Regions from separate parts of the Homo sapiens genome. Here all the other regions are linked to region 1. The links are chromatin contacts, found by Hi-C in ENCODE. All regions are on one chromosome and are shown on one strand. Each heading gives the region's core, a stretch centred on a gene start or an enhancer-like site at or near the end of the contact. The rest is flanking DNA. Distances are from core to core; before and after follow the strand shown.

Region 1 (3,843 bases), core at 42-2,541:
TCTCCACTTCCTGGCTGGGGCCCAGTGCATTCACATCATGTGGGGCTAGGAGCTTCTTGTGGCGGGCTCCGGAGCTGGAAATGCCAGGCCTACGAGAGGGAAAGCAGGAAGGAAAGCGGGAGGGAAGTGGAGTTGGCCCAAGGTCACTCATTTTACAGTCCAGGAAACTGAGGCTCAGGCAGGTTAAGTGACCTCTCTAGTTCGGGTCACACTGTCAAGCTAGTGTCTTCTTTTGAAGGTGGGGGACTGGGGTCCCCCAAGAAGGTGTCCCCCCCCCACCCCGCCGAGCGAGGTCACACCGTTGAGTCCTTCTCCCCTGGATTTGGGAAAGCATCACTGGGCACTGCCTCCTTTGGCTGGTCCCTGTGGCGTACTGGACGCCCACCGGCCTTTTGCCCCAGGCCTGGCCCTGTACTCCCCAGGGCCTGACTTTCTGTATGACGTTGGATCAGTCACGTCCCCTCTCAGTTTCAGTTTTCTCATCCAAGGGGTGGGGCGCGAGGCCGGGAGCGGGGAGGTGGACTGAGCCGGCCGGCGGGCCACCTGGATCCCGACTCCGCCACTCAACGCGGCAGGGCCCGGAAGGGCGGGCCCAAGACGGGCAGGGCTCCGGGCAGGAGCGGGCGCCTCCAGGGAGGCGCGCGGCGGTCGTAGCTGAGGCCGCCTTGAGGGCGGGACTTGGACGCGGGCAGGGCTCGAGTGAGAGGCGGGGTTAAAGGCCGCTGCGACGGCGTTATAGACGCCGGCGGGACCGGGGCCCAGCGAGGGGAGGGACTCTGGGCCCCTCGCGGCGTCTTAACTGACGCTGGGAGGGGCGGGAGTCCGGTGGCGCCCGCCCACGCCCGCAGTCGCCCGCCCACGCCCGCAGTCGCATGGCAGAGCAGGAAGGGGCGGGGCTCAGGGCCCCTGGAGGCGCGGAGGCCGACGACGGAGGGGGGCGGGGCTCGAGTAAGGGGCGGGGCCCGGTGGGGGGTTCCTTGAGGCTCGGAAGCCGTCGTCGGAGGGGGCGGGGTTCAGGTGCAGGGCGGGGCTCAGAACTCCGGGAGAGGCGGAAGCCGACGCCGGAGGGGGCGGGGCTCGAGTGAGGGGCAAGGCTCCAGGATCCTCGCAGCGGCCTATCCCAGGACGGCAAGGGGGCGGGACTCGAGTGAGAGGGGCGGAGTTTAGAGCCCTGGGGGAGCCGTAGCGGGCGCGGAAGGGGCGGGGCCTAACGGTAGGGGGCGGGGCTCGTCAAAGGGCGGGGTTTAGAGTCCCCGAGGCTACACAGCCAAAGCCGGGGGGCTGGCCTAGCCAAAAGGGGCGGGCGAGCACGGCCCGCGGGCGGCGTTCGCTGGAGCTGGTGGACCGGGCGGCTGACCGAGGGGCGGACGCGCGGCGGGGCAGACCGCTGGGGACTGCGGGCGGCGCTGTGTCCGTCGCCATGACAGGTGGGCACGGGGTCGGCTGGGCGGCAGGGATGCGGGCGCCCTGGATGGGTGGCCCGGCCCGGGGGTCCGGCTGCCTTGCGAGTCGCCTGCAGGCCGCGCCTGGGCAGCGGGGGCCGAGTGACCTTGGCCCGTCAGCTGTCGGTGGTGCGCGAGTGCACCCCCGCGAAGTGGTGGGTGTCCCGGGGCTTCTACCCGGCGGGGCCGTGCCAGCCGAGGCGGTGCCGGGCATGATGGGTGGTGGCCAGGTGCGGGGCCCGAAGAGGGCGGGGGCTACAAGGCAGCTCCAGGGTGGGGCTGCACAGCCGCGGTCTGGGCTCAGCCACTGCCAATGTGTGTGTGTCCCGTGGTGGGGAATTTGGTCTGAAAGAGTAGGAGGTGGTAGAAATGACACCGGAGAGAATTCACAGCGGTCCTGCTGTGATTCTGGCCACGGAAACAACGCTCCATCCTTACAACCACCCCAGCGAGGTCGCGGGACAGGCGATGCGTTCCTCGGCGGCATGTGATTCCTGTGGGACTCTTGGAGTCTCCCAGACTCCTTCGGTGGTCCACGACGCTCTTGCCCCTGTTTAGTTCTAAGAGAATCGGGGACAGCGACTGGACCCCCCAAGGTTGTTGTGCTCCACGCTAGTGGCCCCAGCCCAGCCTTCCTCCCCAGGGCCTCTCTGGTCTGGGGACCTGCCCACCATCCTCCTGATCCCAAACAGGGTGACTCTGCCCTGTGGACCTTCCCCTGTTGGAGAAGCCCCATGAGGGTGATGGGCTGGTAAGGGACCCCATGGCAGCCCGGCCAGGGAGTATGGGGGTTCCCAGAAGCTACACTTCATTCTTACTGTTCTGTTTCATGGAGCAGAATTGGCTCAGGGGCTCAGGGTAGCCCCAGAAGTCCCTAGTCCTCTCTCGGTGCTCGCTCTCTTGAGTCTCAGCCTAGGTCCTGCCCACAAATAGGATCTCATGGGCTGGAAACTGATGACTTCCAGGACACCAGGCCAGAAGAGACTTCCAGCCTAGGCCACAAGAGACCCCAGCTGCCACCTGCTCCCCTTTGTCCTCCCTTCTAACTCTTCTTATTTGTGGCTCTCATTTCTGAGCACTTACTGTGCATTGGACCCTGTGTTGGGTGATTCCTGTTTGAAAATGATCAGATGGGGACACCTGGAATATCTCGTCTGTGTACAGATGGGGAAACAAAGTCTTAAATTGTGCCCTGCCCAGGCTGGGATTCCGTAATTCCCTTAGTGAGTTCATCAGAATGCGTGGGACACAACTCAGAGCTGTGTTGGTCTCCAGGGAGCCCTGTCCCAGGGACTGGGTGTTGGCAGAGCCTGAGGCCTTGCTGTCCATTAAGGAGCCTTCCTGCACAAAGGGACTTTGTCCCTTTCTGCCTGTCAGGGAAGCTTCCTTGCATAAGGGGACCCTGGAGCTGGGAAACCACATCAGGCAGGGGTCCCTGAAGGCTCTGACTATAGGCCTCACCTTGTCCAGTGTATGCTTCCTACCTGCTATGTCTACTCACTGGGCCTGGAGACATTCCCTCACAACCCTTAGTTTTTGGGATGGGGAACCAAGGCCCATGGAGCACAGCTCTGGGAGGGTCATATGGACAGCCCTGCGAGGCTGCAGACCCATAGTCCCAGGCTCACTGCCTCCATGCACCAACTGGGGTCCTGCCTTGCGCCAGCCCTCGCTGTGAGCAGCGCATGTGAGCCAGTGCCTGCAGAACGCTGAGGAGGTGTCTGCGTGGGGCAGGTGCTTGACAAGTTACCCCCTGGGCTGTGCCGGGGAGTGAGCAGTTTTAGTTGGGCTGAGCACTGAGAGAAGGGGTTTCCTGGAAGAAATTCGGGAGAGGAGGTTGATGCCCAAGTGTCTGGACTCCAGTTGGTTGGGGATGACAGGAACTCAGGAAGGCCTTTTGCACGTAGAACAGCAAGGTGAACATGAATTAACCAGGTGGAAACCAAGGAACAGGTATTCTCAGCCTGGGCTGAGATGTCTTGTGGGCCTAGAGGGCCCGGTGAGAGTGGGTGGGGCCAGCTCCCACGGGGCCTTGAATGCCAGGCTGAGGGCATCAGTCTGGGCTGATAAGAAGGTTCATATTGGGGTGTTTGAATGGGGGTCCATAGTCCTGGTGCCAGCCTGGCAAGAAGGAAGGGGATGTAGGGCGTGGTGAAGGCTTGCCAGGTCTGTGCCAGAGCGAGCCATCTTCCTTTGTCCTGTAAAAACAGTTCAGGGACTTGTTTATCGGGAGCTGGCACTGAGATGGTTTCCCTTCTTGTGCCTTTTCTGGCTTCCAAGTGCTGCCTGTTTGTGTGCACAACTCGCAACCACAGGAAGCACAGGACCCCCAAGCCGCAGAGCCTGGCTTCAGCCTCCGGACCGTGCGGCCTGTGCCAGCTGACTCACGGCTCATGGTGAC
Region 2 (3,843 bases), core at 872-3,371, 4.9 Mb after region 1:
AGGTGCATGCCAGCACCGGCTGCGTAAGAACGGACAGTGCCGTGTCTGTAGTCTCTCCTCCTTTGGCTCTTTTGCCTTCTATTTGCAGCACATTGTGGCTATGTTTATTAATTACTTTGTGGCTTAATACTATAAAACACACATCTATCCTGTGAGCTATGTACCCTAGGGAAAGAGTCCTTCATACCCTCCAGTTGGCCATAAAGAGAGGACAGAGTCTCAAGATTTGCCCTGATGCTAAGGATTAATACCACCTCCTCCGGGAGCCATCAGGTTACCACTCTCTAGCACAGAGCTACCACGTTTAAGACTCCTTCAGCACCATCCCCCCTTTTCCTGCACGAGGACACTTGCATGCTGTTTGGTATTAAAAGCCCTCTGCAACTGTTCCCAACCTACAGCACCAAAGTAGCCCCCCACCATGCTATGACTCCACTCTAGCCAGACTGATGATGTAGCACAAGATGGTGGGCTGTGGAGTCAGACCTATCTGGGTGTAAATCCTAGCTCTGCTTCTTGCTGGACGTGCAGCTTAAGATTCCTGAGCTCCTCATCTGTAAAATGATTAAATTATCACCTACTTCAGAAAGTTGTCTGAGAATTAGAGAAATAATATCAAGCCCCTTAAAGCAGATCCTCAATAATCGCTTGTTGGCTCATGAAACCGATTTTTTGTTTTGTTTTGTTTTGTTTGGTAAAAGCCCTCATTGCATAGCCCTGTGGTTCTCATAACCTTAGTTACAGACCTTTTGTAACCCTGAGAACATCTGTCTCCATTTTCCCTTGTCATAAAGACGTCTGCTGAGACTACAAACGGAGTCAGGGAACTACTACCAGAAAGTTTTTCTTTTCCCATATTCCTTCTAAAACTTTCATCTTCAAATGTTAACTCACTCAGTATTTTAAAAGCTGATATATAATTGGTTTACAACTAAATTTGGGTTGTTTGCCACTAAAACTTAGGTAAAATAGGAAAGGGGGCACTTTCTTAACTTCCATAAAACTTCATGTTAATACATAGAATTTCAAGTTTTTCTTTAACAAATTGTTCTTAGTTTTTGGTGCTTCTTGTCAGTACGATCTTCTTAGATTGTATTTGATTTGACACATTATGTATTTACTTATTGTACGCTGAATATAACGTCATTCCCCGGTGTTCTGCAAAGCACAACACTCATCCCGATCTGGTGCTCTAACCCCTGGGACCCTTTGGGCCAGACCATGACAAAGGCTGCCTGCCAGGTTTCAGCGAAACTTAGACCACCAAGAATTTACACACTTCACAGGGGTGCCCTAAGGAATAAATGAGATTAAAAAAAAAAGTCTGCGGGGAAACCCTGAGGCCCTATTAGAAATGCTAATCGTTTCCTTCTCTAGCTCCTATTAAAATGTTAGAAAACCGAGGGAGACTCTCCTGAACAGGGTGGGGATGCTCGGCTGCTCTGTGGCTTAGCAAGCGACCCCAGCTGCCCTGCCAGGGCCGGTCGGCCGCGATTCCGTCCCGACGGGGGGGATCCTCGGCGGCACTACGGACGCCAGTCTGCCAAGGAGGCAGCGGGGTTCGGCCTGTTGGCCCCAGACTGTGTGGCAGGCAAAAGGTGAACGTCAAAGCCTGTCCCCGGCTTCTTCACATCTCGCGCCTCCGCGGGCGTCGGGCCGCCCCCGTGAGCCTCCCCGGATGGACTGGGTTTTAGGGACCCCCGCAGCCGGACTGCAAAGCTTCCCACCAACCCTTCCCGCGAACCTCCCAGCCCGGGCCGCAAGCCCAGCTCCGGGCGCGACGACGTGGGGCCGGAGGTAGAAGGAGTCTCAGCGCGGCGGGGGCCGGGGGGCGGGGAAGCCCCCCCACCCACGAGAAAGGTCTTACATCAGCCGCCCCACGTGCAATCGGAGAGAGGGAGGAAGTCGCTCCTCTATTCGGGCTGCGCCTTTCCCCAGCCTCCGCCCCGCCCGCCGCGAGTCTCCCCGCCCCGCCTTGGTGCAGCCGCGGCCGCCGAGCCGAGCAGCGCCGCGCGGGGCCGAGTGGAGCCGAGCAGCTGCCGCGCCGCGTCGCCGGTTTAAGCGCAGTGCAGGCCGCGGCCGGGGGCGGCGGTAGTGAGCCCAGCGCTGCGCTCCAGCCCCCTTTTCCCTCCATGGTTTCTCTCCGCTCCCGTGAGTAACTTGGCTCCGGGGGCTCCGCTCGCCTGCCCGCACGCCGCCCGCCACCCAGGACCGCGCCGCCGGCCTCCGCCGCTAGCAAACCCTTCCGACGGCCCTCGCTGCGCAAGCCGGGACGCCTCTCCCCCCTCCGCCCCCGCCGCGGAAAGTTAAGTTTGAAGAGGGGGGAAGAGGGGAACATGGACATGAAGAGGAGGATCCACCTGGAGCTGAGGAACCGGACCCCGGCAGCTGTAAGCAGAGACCCCTCTGGGTGCCCTCTCCCCCGATGACTTGCATGTAATGGTGGCCACCTGCGGGGCCCGGGCTGAGGGTTCGCCGGCCCCGGCGCGGGGAAGAGCGCAGCTCGTGGGCTCGGACGGGGAAGGCGGGCGGGCGCGGAGGGGGGAGCGAGCGCGCGAGGATTAACTCTTTGCCGCCCGCGGGCCCCTGGGGCGGCCGGGGGGAGGCAGCGGTGTGGGGGAAAGCAAACTTTGAGCGCTTCGCCCGCCGGGGTCTTTCCCCTGAGGGAGCGCGTGTGCAAGTGGCCGGCGGCGAGAGAGGGAGGCGGGGGTTGTGTAACGCTGGGAGCCATGTTTGCAGCCTCCCGGGATGCGCGGCCGGGCGGAGGCCCGGCCTGCCGAGGAGCTGCGCGGCCATCCCCGCCTGGGCCAGGCCGGGCTCCGCGCGCCCCGGGCCGGCCGGGGAAGGGGCGCGGGTGGGGCGGGACGGGGGCTCTTGTGGCCGGAGCTCGCCGTGGGCGCCGGCCCGGCCGAGGTCAGCAGTCGTGGGGCGAGGAGGGGGCTTTTTTCTTTTGAAGGGAGCGAGAAGCCCCCTCGGGCGCCTGGAGGCCTGGGCGGGCGCGGCCCGGCGCGCGGAGCGGGGGAGGGGCGGGCCAGGGCGGCGGAGGTGGCGCAACCGCCGCCCCTCCCGAGGCCAAGTTTGAAAAAAGGACGTGGTTCCCGCCATTTTTCAAGCCCAAAAATAAAACTTTCTCCCCCGTTCTCTCGCTCCCTCTTCGCCCTCGGCCTTGCCCACTCCTGCCTCCCAGGGGCAGCCCGGGTCGACCAAGGCCAACCGTTGTGGCGACGGCCTCGCCCTTCCCCCTGTGCCGCGGCGGCGGCGCCCGGGGCCCCTGCCCTTGCCCCGGGAGGCTGGCCCCTCCGTGTGGGCGGGCGGCGGCTCTTCACGCCAGCCGGGGCGCGCCACAGGCCGCCGCAGCGCCATGTTGGCGGGTGCCCGTCTCCCTGCGCCTGGTGAGCCGGCCCACGAGCTTGGCCTTGCCCGCCCGCCCTCGGCGCTGGCTGGCGGCCGCCTCTTCCCGCGCCGAGCCCTCGGTCTGTTTCCCCCCGCCCCGCCGGGGCTTGGCTCCCACTGGCGGGAGCCGCGCGCCGCGGCCGCCGCCGACTCATCCCGTCGCGGGCGCGCTGCCGACCCCCTCCCCCTTCTTAAAAGGGCAACGGCAGGCGGCCGCCCCCGCCCCGCGCCGGGCGCGCGGGATTTTGGGCGGGCTTCGGCTCGGCTCGTGGGCCGGGCGGCCTCTGGCCTCCCACGTGCTTGAGAGCGGCCTGGTGCGGTCGGCCGCGCGCCTTGCGGGCTGTAGGGGCCTGAGGGCGGCCCTCTTGCGGCGCGGCTGCGTGGGCGTGGGTCCGACCTGTGGGAATTGCCCCATTCGTCTCCCGGGTTTAGCGCGGCTGCCCGCCGTCG
Region 3 (3,843 bases), core at 881-3,380, 3.3 Mb after region 1:
CCAAGCCCGGCTAATTTTTTGTATTTTGAGTAAAGACGGGGTTTCACCGTGTTAGCCAGGATGGTCTTGATCTCCTGACCTCGTGATCCGCCCGCCTCTGCCTCGCAAAGTTCTGGGATTACAGGCGTGAGCCACCGCACCCGGCCCAGGTTCTGTTCTTTCAAATGTTTACTGAGGTGCAGTTTCAAGAGCTGAAGTGTATAAAAACCTATAGTTTTATAACCTTATAATTATTTAATAATAATGCCACATAAAATATATCAATTTCCTCAAAACCCAAACAATGTAGTTTCAACATCCTTGTGACTGCATGTAAAATGATCAAACTCGTTTCAACTTATACATTATGTGCTGATACAGATGCAGTTATCCACTATGTGATTTACTTGTTATCTCTTGCAAATTGCTTATCTTATACAGCCACTTAACAAATGGAACCTGGATATTACCCTTCTGTTAGCACCATTCATTCATTACACAAATATTTTTTGAGCACCTTTATTGAGCATTTACAGAATGTAAGGTAGTAAAGTCATATAGTCTTCTAGATAGAAATACTCCTGGCTCACCTGGAGCTTACAGTCTACAGAGTTCAGTATAAGTCAGCAGAAAGTCACCCCAAACACATGCAGGACTAAAAGCCACAAAACCTCGACCTAGTCCCCGCTCTTCCACTACTGAGCTGTGCCATCGTGGGAAGGTCGCCTCACTAATCACTGTAAGCCCCAGCTGCCTGATCTGTAAAATAGGTTTGAACCAGTGGTAACGACCTTCCCAGCTTTAAGCAGTCGGAGACTGCAAGCAATTTTAGCGTCCCATTCCACTATGTGCTCTCAACACCTAGCAAGTAGTATGCTGGATAAATGAAAGGCAGCGAAGGCACAACTTCAGCCGCAGAACAGGCCCAGAAGTCCTTTCTTGCTCTTCGGCTGTCTCTGCAGGGCATCTTTTAACAGGGCGAGGGCGATCTGCAGTAATGGAGCAAACACTGTGCGCTCCCTGCCCTCTCGCAGTCGGTGGAACAACTCAAGGCCCTCATCCCTCTCGTTTCCTCTCGGAACTGAGGACTCGGCAGCCCGCCGGGAGGATGTCAGTGGCCGTTGACCCGGCCTCCCCAGCGACCCCGGGCCGCGCTCCCGCCCACTGCACCTGCCGCAAGGACGGTCTCCCGCGCCGCTCCCGCCTGTCACGTGACAGGCCCCCCCCGACTGGGGCCGGTTTTTGGCGCGCGGCAGTGACGTCAGCATCCTGTCAGCCGCAGCCCCCGCCGTAGCCGGATCGACCTCGCGTTTTCAACTCCGCCCCGCCCGCCGCACCGTTAACGGGCCCCGGCTGCCCCACGTCCCGCCCGCCCGCCCGCCCGCGCCGCTCACCTTGAGGTGGCCGCTGTCTGGGCTGCTCGCTTCCTCCTCGTCCTCACCTCCCGAGGCGGCGGCGGAGGCCGAGGCGGCGGGCGGGGGCGCGCCCCGGCCACGAAGCCCCGAGTGCTCGGCGGCTGCGGCTGCAGGCAGGGCGGCCGAGGCGGCGGCCCCCGCGGCCCCAGGGCTGAGCGTCACGTTGTGTGCGTTCTCGCCCCAGCGCCACGGGTACACCATGAAGTCGCTGAAGCCGGGGCTGGTGGGGATGAGCGGCGGCGGCGGCTCCGGCTCCCCTCCACCGCCGCACGTTGGCTTGATCGGGGTCGTCCTGATGACCGACACCAGCACCCGCTTCGGGGAGTCGTGGCAGAAGATGACGGGCGGCGGCGGCGGCGGCGGGTTCTCCGCCATGGGCGCCTCGAAGCCCCGGATCATCGCCCGGCCCGACCCCCAGCTCCGGCGGCCCCGGGCCGCACTCCTGAGCACCGCTCTGCCCCTCACTCGCTCTGCTCCGAGTCGCAGGCTCAGTCCTGCCGGCTCATGGCAGACTGACGTTTCCCGGAATCCTGCGCAGCAGCCACCTAACTAGTTGAGCAGACGGCACCGGCGGGCAGGGCTGGACCCCAGCCCCAGGTCAAGCGCGCCCTCCGCTCTTTGTACTCCGCAGCGCAGGCTGCAGGGGTGGGAAGCAGCGGGCGGCCCGGCCCTTGCGGTGACAGGAAAGCAGGACGCGCGGCGCTGAGCCCCCAAAAATAACAACCTGCCGCCGCGGTGCCTGCCCCGGCTTTTCCCGCGTTACATTTCGCGCCTGGGCGGAACCAGTCACCGCGAGGCCGCTGCCCGCTGGCCGCACCGGCGAGTGACAGGCGGCGCGAGCCAATGGCCAGGCCTGGCCTTCTTTCCAGCCGGCCGGGGCGGGGCCGGGTCTGCGCGCGGGTCCTTCCCACCTCGCCATTGGCCGCCGCTCTTATATTTTTTTCTGTCTGGAGGGCCAACAGCGTTCGAAACTCCAGTGGAGCGCGCGGCGTCTCCACTCGCCCGGACACACCCGCCTGCCGCCCCGCCCCGCCGTCCCTCCGCGTGGTTAGTCCGGGCCAGGGAGACAAGGGCGGCGGGGAGGGCGGCAAGAGGGCGGCTGATTGGACAGCGGCGGGGCGGGGTCGGGGGGGGTGGTGATCGTTGGGCGGTGGAGGCGCGCGCCCCGCTCGGCCCCGCCCGCCGTTGGTTGTTGGGCCGCGGTTCCCGCGCGCAGGGAGTTTAAAGGGCTGGGGCCCCGCCGCCCGCCCCGCCCTCGGTCCCACCACCCGCCCGGCGGCTGGAGTCTCTGCTGCCCGAGGTCCTGATGGGCACCCGGCGTGCCTGGTTTCTTAATCGAGTTCCGTCTGCTCAGCTGTTGCACGCTCTGTGAACCAGCCCTGTCAGCACCGCCCTGACTCCTCCGGGCCGATTGTGGGCCTCCGGTTCCCCATCTGTGGAAAGGGGAGAGTCCAGGAAGTGGCCTCCGAAGTCCCTGCGGGCCGCTCGCGGCGCGGAGGCCACAAGAGCCGGGCGAGAGTAGACACTCTCACCCTGGACTGATGCCCCGAAGTTGCCTCGGGGATCTCCCCACCCCGGCGACCCCGCTCTACCGAGCGGCTGCTCCGGGAGTCGGGGCAGCGCCCTACTTTGCTCGGCCCCCACCTGCCCCGGCCGCGTCCTAGTACTCGCGCCGGGACGCGCGGAGCCCCAACGTCCTCTGCCCGCCCCGCCCCAGCCCCGCCTGGCTGGCGCCGACCGCGGCCCGGGTGGGGCTCGCAGGCTGCAGAGGAAGGACCGGGCGGAGGGGTTGCCCGGCTTCCTACCCGCTAGATGTGGCCTGGGGAGCTGCGTTTTGTTCTTGGGAATACAGATTCCCAGGCACCGCCTGATTCGCGGTAGGGGCTCAATAAATATTTGCTGAATGGATGAATGAATATCCATTGGTTAAGGGTTAGGATTGGTAATTAAGTTAGAACACGACTGTATAATAACAGATAACTAAGCTGAATAGCTTTTCTCTCTGTGAAAGACACACAAATGCACAGCTATGACTAAATTAAGCCACAATTGTTTAAAAACAAATAAAGGAAACTGTACTGATATGAACAATTTCAAAAATGTATTTTTATTTTAAAAGGCAAAACAAGCAATAGTGTGATTTTATGTAAAATTGTTAAAGTGGGGAAAATACGTTTTTACTTTTAGACGTACATAAAATATCTGGCAAGATGCAAAAGAAACATGGATCATGGAGGGAAATTGTGTGGCTGGGAACAGAAGTGAAAAGATTTCAAGAAATACAATATATAACTATCTTTTGAACTTTGAACCAAGTGAAAGTATCCTTTTAAGAAATGAAACAGTATATAGCCTCCATTTTCTGGAGGCCTACTACAAAAATAGCATATATGTACTGATACACAATAATACATATGGATGTTTCACAGTTCACTCAACAATTGGGTAA

The links. Hi-C counts contacts between places; a loop is a spot of excess contacts on that map. Pooled maps may share reads with other maps.
Region 2: a loop to region 1 is called in a map with no recorded cell type, with 10 times the contacts of the local background. The contact joins the promoter of ANP32B here to the promoter of CARD19 in region 1. A Hi-C loop is called at or near these places in 2 of 37 single-sample maps with no recorded cell type and 5 of 50 pooled maps.
Region 3: a loop to region 1 is called in a pooled map, with 26 times the contacts of the local background. The contact joins the promoter of ZNF367 here to the promoter of CARD19 in region 1. A Hi-C loop is called at or near these places in 4 of 37 single-sample maps with no recorded cell type and 7 of 50 pooled maps.

What each region holds. Positions count from the first base shown.
Region 1 is chr9:93,094,926-93,098,768 of GRCh38, forward strand. It overlaps CARD19 (caspase recruitment domain family member 19), which reads left to right and starts at 1,292. Exons shown (of 6, transcript NM_032310.5): 1 at 1,292-1,427. The coding sequence starts at 1,421. It overlaps LOC101927993 (a long non-coding RNA gene), which reads right to left and starts at 585. Exons shown (of 4, transcript NR_188444.1): 1 at 443-585; 2 at 1-89. RefSeq lists enhancers at 280-329, 3,523-3,592 and silencers at 440-749, 770-1,519, 1,540-1,649.
Region 2 is chr9:97,981,220-97,985,062 of GRCh38, forward strand. It overlaps ANP32B (acidic nuclear phosphoprotein 32 family member B), which reads left to right and starts at 2,122. Exons shown (of 7, transcript NM_006401.3): 1 at 2,122-2,390. The coding sequence starts at 2,337. The region is part of intron 2 of LOC124902226 (a long non-coding RNA gene); the gene reads right to left. RefSeq lists silencers at 1,692-2,351, 2,502-2,591, 2,782-2,861, 2,932-3,131, 3,142-3,191 and 2 more and an enhancer at 1,992-2,874.
Region 3 is chr9:96,416,240-96,420,082 of GRCh38, forward strand. ZNF367 (zinc finger protein 367) reads right to left here and starts at 2,131. Exons shown (of 5, transcript NM_153695.4): 1 at 1,374-2,131. The coding sequence starts at 1,793. RefSeq lists enhancers at 698-937, 2,412-2,945, 2,946-3,479 and silencers at 1,298-1,537, 1,838-1,977, 2,088-2,747, 3,008-3,277.